2 separate regions of the Homo sapiens genome follow, and region 2 is linked to region 1. The links are chromatin loops, found by intact Hi-C in ENCODE. Cell type or tissue: Caco-2. All regions are shown on one strand. Links, peaks and the distances in the headings refer to the core of each region. The heading gives the core; the rest is flanking DNA. Region 1 overlaps SHROOM3 (shroom family member 3). Region 2 has its middle 42 kb from the start of SOWAHB.

What was found. Hi-C counts contacts between places; a loop is a spot of excess contacts. Peaks named below come from ENCODE experiments on the same cell type or tissue, not always from the same donor. Only the 100,000 strongest peaks of a DNase experiment are listed, where the experiment ranks them.
Region 2: a loop joins it to region 1, with 2.5 times the contacts of the local background. A loop is called at or near these places in 3 of 110 quality-filtered maps.

What each region holds. Positions count from the first base shown.
Region 1 is chr4:76,780,886-76,783,809 of GRCh38, forward strand. SHROOM3 (shroom family member 3) reads left to right here. Exons shown (of 11, transcript NM_020859.4): 11 at 1-2,368. All of the region lies in intron 1 of SHROOM3-AS1 (SHROOM3 antisense RNA 1), which reads right to left. Among named protein-coding and RNA genes, the nearest start is that of SHROOM3-AS1, 20 kb to the right of the region's middle. RefSeq lists enhancers at 618-1,817, 857-1,816, 948-1,317, 1,051-1,345. In Caco-2, for the core only: no CTCF peak of the experiment used is centred there; a DNase peak (open chromatin) is centred at 1,176.
Region 2 is chr4:76,855,016-76,857,939 of GRCh38, forward strand. No RefSeq gene overlaps it. Among named protein-coding and RNA genes, the nearest start is that of SOWAHB, 42 kb to the right of the region's middle. RefSeq lists a silencer at 1-31. In Caco-2, for the core only: no CTCF peak of the experiment used is centred there; a DNase peak (open chromatin) is centred at 1,356.

The sequences.
Region 1 (2,924 bases), core at 1-2,500:
TCTTAGGCCAACATGGGAGCCTGAAATTAACTCCATCAGTAACTACCTGTGTGTCTTGCTGATACTGAATGAGCCCTCACAAGCCAAGCCAGGTGGAAGACAGCCAGCAAACGTCTACAGTTATTCTTAGTGAAATTCCTCAGAGGAATCCAGGGGGCTCCCAGTTCCCAACACTCTTCGAGATGACCATTTTTCGGGATTTGACTGGGGAACATTTTACATATTCAGTCTTTCTCAAAAATTTTTATTTATTTTCTTGAGAAAGGGTCTTACTATGTTGCCCAGGCTGGAGTGCAGAGTGGTGCGATAACAGCTCATTGCAGTCTGAACCTCTGAGGCTCAAGCCATCCTCCCATCTCAGCCTCCCAAGTAGCTGGGACCACAGGTGTGCACCACTATGCTTGGCTAATTTTTTGATTTTTTATAGAGACGGGGGTCTCGCTATGTTGCCCAGGCTGGTTTCAAACTCCTGGGCTCAAGGGATCCTTCCGCTTTGGTCCCAGAAGTGCTGGGATTACAGGCATGAGCCACTTCACCCAGCCACTTTTCTAATTTATAGACATAAAAGTAATTGACTCCCACAGCACAGTAACAGGCAATGCTGCTTGGCATGCCACAAACATCTGAAAGCTTGTGACACTCCTAGGATTGTGTCCATTCTTTCATTATGTGGAAACTTTGTTCTGTTATGTGAAATGGGTAAGGCACCAAGTGAGACTTTGAAATCTAATTTTTAGGTGGATGTGATATTTATTGTAATAGGACTTGACCTCTGTACTTTAAAGAAATCACTAACCAAATTTTCAAAGTTTCCTTTTAAATGCGTTTAGCTAGAAATCTATGTATTTATCCCTTTCCTATTTTGCATTCTTCTCCCACTATTTTTAAAAACTCATTTACAGTAGAAACCATTCTTCTTTCTCCCAACAGTATCCTTTGCCAAGACCATGAGAACAGTAAGGAGCATGTTGTTGGTCAGGGTTTCAGAATACGCGTGATGTCACTGAGAATGTTTGCTCACAGTCAATAATTGTCTTTGTGGATGTGATAATTTTGGAGATACACTTCTGGTCAGAACTCAGGTGAGATAATCTTGCAATACTCCAAATGCAGATACTCCAGCCACCCGCAAGGTTCCAGGAAAGGACAATGTCCTGCGAGAAAATCAGGAGGCCTCCACTTCCTGGGCCACTTGAGAAGTTCCTGGGCATGTCACTACATGTTGGTTGACTCAGCCATTTCTCATGCTGTTTTGTTTCTTGCGGTGGCCACTTAACCCCAAAGAATGAAGGGAGGATCCACAGTGAAAGTGCCTGAGTTTCTCTATGAGACCAGATGCTGTCGAAACCAAACATCTTTTCCTTTGCTCTATGGGAACATTTTAGGGTTTGTTTTGCACAGCTGGTTTCCAGACTAGAAGATTAACAAGTTTGGGTCCACCCCTAAGAATCAGTGGCTGTCTTTTAAGGTGAGGAGTGTGGGCTTAACTGAGGTCCTTTGAGGGAGCTATAAAGGAGAAACAACCTGGGACATCCCAGTTTTCCTATTCCTCCACTGTTAATATCTCATCTAAAATAATTCATGAGTTTAAATGGTAAATATATGCTTTAAGCTCTACCTTTAAACTTGTATGTTATTCAGGCATCTCTTATTAAGATACTGGGTCTCTGGATACCCAAGGAAATGTTGGCTTTTTATTCTTATGTGGTTCCAAATTTACTTCTCTTCAGTTTAATTGTCCATGGTAGTGCTGGCTTCATTGTTAGGTTGGAGTTATTATTTTCCTTTTAGAACAACATGAATTTTATTCACCTTACTATTAGAAAAAGGAATAACTACAGCCAGAAATAACTTCATTTCCTACAAGGTATAAAAAGTGGTCAAGTGAATGTGAAGGGGCTTTTCTACACAGGAATATATTATCGGGAACAAAGTATTTCCTGCTGCCTTAACTCTTTGGGATGCATAGGATAAAATGATAAAGACCATTTTAATATCAGAAAGGGTTGTCTTATTAATTTTTAAATAAAACTTCACATTTCTTAATGGGGAGCTCATTCAGAAACTAAATAATGGTTTCTCAAAGTGTGGTCAGGATACGATCTGCATCAGAATCCTTGGAATGCTTGTTAAAAATACCAATTGCTATGACAAAACCAAGTCTGCTGGAAACTGCATTTCAGCAGGTTTCCCATGTTATTCTGATGTATTTTAACATTTGAGAGCCACTACCAATCATCTGTACAGTTCCTACTGTTATGATCACAATAAGACTAACATGAATTTAATAATCTGAATAATTTTTAAAATTTAAATAAACAGAAATTGAAGTTAAATTTAAAAATAAAAATAACCTCAGAAGTTGAAAGTCCTGTCATATTTATTCTATTAGCTATATAAGTTTATACTGTCTCCACTACTTTTATATAATCCCCAAGGTTGTGATACAGATTTTGTTCCCTGTTTACTCTTTTTTAGATCTGTTTTAAACAAGTTATGCACTTATTCAGATTTAATTGCACTAATTATTTTTCCTCAAAAGGAATCAGTTTTATCACACATTGCCAGTAATTTTAAGTTCTGCCCTGACTGAAATTAATCAACTGGCCTTTTCAGTGGGAACTTTACTGATTTAGTGGGAATCAGATTCCTGTTGCTTCATCACAAATGTTATCCTACATATGAGTTAGAACCTCTCCTTGGTGTGGATTTGACAATTTAGCTAATGAAACAAGACTGTGTTCATTTTCTTTGAGAAATGAAAGCAGCTGTCACCCAATTTTGAAACTCTAAAATCAAAATTAGGCAAGAAGAAAGTTGTGAATGAAAAAACTGGCTCATTGATTCCTACTTCATTCTATAAATTATTCTCTAGGTGGAAAGGCAGCTGTATTTCTTGCTTAAACACTGGTATTGCTATTGCT
Region 2 (2,924 bases), core at 286-2,785, 74 kb after region 1:
GCAACTGCCGGCCTCTGACCTCTTGGTAGGCCAGAATTAGAAACCTCTCTATGTCTGAGCCAGTGTAAGTCAGGTTTTCTGTTATTTGTGGTCAAAAGCGTTTCTAACTGACATAAGCCCCTAAAAATAGAAATGCCAGATTTTTTTTTTTTTTTTTTTTTTTAAGAGACGGAGTCTCGCTCTTTCGCCAAGGCTGGAGTGCAGTGGCATGATCTCGGCTGACTGCAAGCTCCACCTCCCAGGTTCACGTCATTCTCCTGCCTCAGCCTCCCCAGTAGCTGGGACTACATGTGCCCGCCACCACACCCGGCTAATTTTTTTTTTTTGTATTTTTAGTAAAGACGGGGTTTCACCGTGTTAGCCAGGATGGTCTTCATCTCCTGACCTTGTGATCCACCCACCTCGGCCTCCCAAAGTCCTGGGATTACAGGCGTGAGCCACCGCGCCCTGCCAGAAATGCCAGATTTTTATAGCTACGCATGTACACACACACAAACACACATACACATACTCAAACTGCTCTCAAGAAAAAATTTAACAAATGAATTACATAATATATGAGTACAGCTGTTTCCTCTCATGACATGCAATATATTTTTATCACTTCAGCTTATTTTGATGATTTTAATAGGCATAACACCTTTCTTTAACAACTAATCACACAGAATCACAGAATTTTAGAGTTGGAAGGAACTTGAGTGATTATCTCATCTAAACTCTCTTACAGTACATATAATGTTAAGAACTGTGTTTACAAATAAGTGAAGTAGTCATGAAAGAAAAAAGTGATGTAACAGCAGGTGCAAAAGCAGTTGAACCCAGGTAAGAGGGTTGTCCAATTACCTCAAGCCAAATAATCAACGTGTGTATTCATGAATGTGCCCACTAAACATTTTCTACAATGTTCTTTATGGTCAGAATCAGCAAACTCTCTTTTTCACAGGGAATACAATAGCAAAACTTTAAAGAAATTTACATTGACGAAGCTGTACCACGTTGTCATGTCAGTATAATGTGGGGGGAGAAGCAAATTATTTGATTTCAGCTTCAATCAGTTTTATTGTAGGCTCCGCCACTTGCTAAGAGTGTAACCCTGGGCAAATGATCTGTCCTTTCTTTGTCTTTGTTCCTTCATCTATAAAACAGGAATGATATCACAGTTACTATCTTACACTAGCTATTATTATTGTTGCAGTACAGTCTACTGAGAAATATGCACTCATTATGTCATAGAAATAGATGTGACTTATTAAAGTATTCTGGCATTTATTGGCCTTGGAATGTCCACTGCAAGGGTTAATAAACTTCGGGCTGTCATGTTCCTCTGAGTCTGACTGGGCCCCAGCCTGCATGCCTTTCCACTGTTGGCAGGAGTCTAGACCTCAGATCTTTGTACTTTGGGGACCTTTGAACCTGAACTTGCAATAAAAGGAGGGCAATTTATTCAAGAGGCTTTATCCAGTTGCCATAGAAACTGATCCTTTTTCCAGCTTTCTTTCCATACCCTCCAGTGCAGAGTCACTAGTCAGTAGGTTTTTAAAAGACACTAGTGGATGCCCTCAGAAGCATCTAAAACACCTAAACTGCAGCCTGAGGTCCTTTTGTAATCTATACAGATCCTTTCTCTGGAACCTGTAAAATGTTGCAACTCTATGTTAACAAACGGAACTATGTCTGTGTCTTAAATGGGGAAATGTTTGTAACCCAAATGTCTATGCCCAGCTGAGTCTACTTGGTTCAGGCATGAAGGCAACAGAAACACATTCCAACTATGTAAGGGCCCAGAAAATCTACAACTTTGTAGTATCCCTGAAAAACTTACTCTAAGACATACTTGGCAAACTGAGAAATAAAATAAACAATAATACATTGAAAGGAAGCAAGTAATTTGATCTTGGAAACAGCTTAGTAGTATAGATTTCTGGGAACATTTCCTAATCCGCTTTGTAAGGGTGCTTCAATCTTGTCTGAAATCTACAATAAACTAATAGGATTTTTTCTTAAAGATAAGTAAGTTCCTGGCTTATTTTCACTAAGCTGAGACTAATAACGCTTCAATTCTAAACAAAATATTATTTGTATCTTATGGCTTTGGGTCAGATTACCCATCTTTCCACACTGTCTCTAAAAATAATACAAATGACGAAGAACAAGTTGTACCAAAAGCACTCTGTTATTCCCACTCTCTGGTCTTTTGCGAGACAAAATGACATAACTGAAATAGCAAGTCAGTCTGGCTGGGGAATCAATACTGAGTCTGTAAATTATCAGCTGCATAGCCTTAAACAAATCACTTACCTGCTCTTTGCCTCAAATTCTTGATTTATCCTTCATTCTACAGCAAAGGGAGACAAAGGGGCTTTCCCAGTTTTCTACAGTTTGGACTCTAGGGTAAGAGGATTTTCAGTAATCAATACTATCTAAAGTGATAAACTGCTTGTATATCCAAAAACAATGAGATGGATTCACATAACTGGATTCCCATCAGATAGAATGCAGAGGGACTTACAGCCTTTCTAATAGTGGGCACAGCAGTTGCAATCCTATTTGTATTTTTTTTTGTAGTTTCTTCAGTGGAAGTGTGTGTGTGTGTGTGTGTGTGTGTGTGTGTGTGTGTGTAATTTGATCTTTACAATTCTCTGAGGAATGATTATCTCTGTTTTTTTCCTAATAAAGAAACAGGGCCAGGCGCAGTGGCTCATGCCTATAATCCCAGCACTTGGGGTGGGCTGAGGCAGGTGGATTGCTTGAGGTCAGGAGTTCAAGACCAGCCTGGCCAACATGGCAAAACTCCGTGTCTAGTAAAAATGCAAAAATTAGCTGGGCATGGTGGTGTGCGCCTGTAGTCCCAACTACTCATGAGGCTGAGGCAGGAGAATCACTTGAACCAATGAGGCCGAAGTTGTAGTAAGCCGAGATCGCAC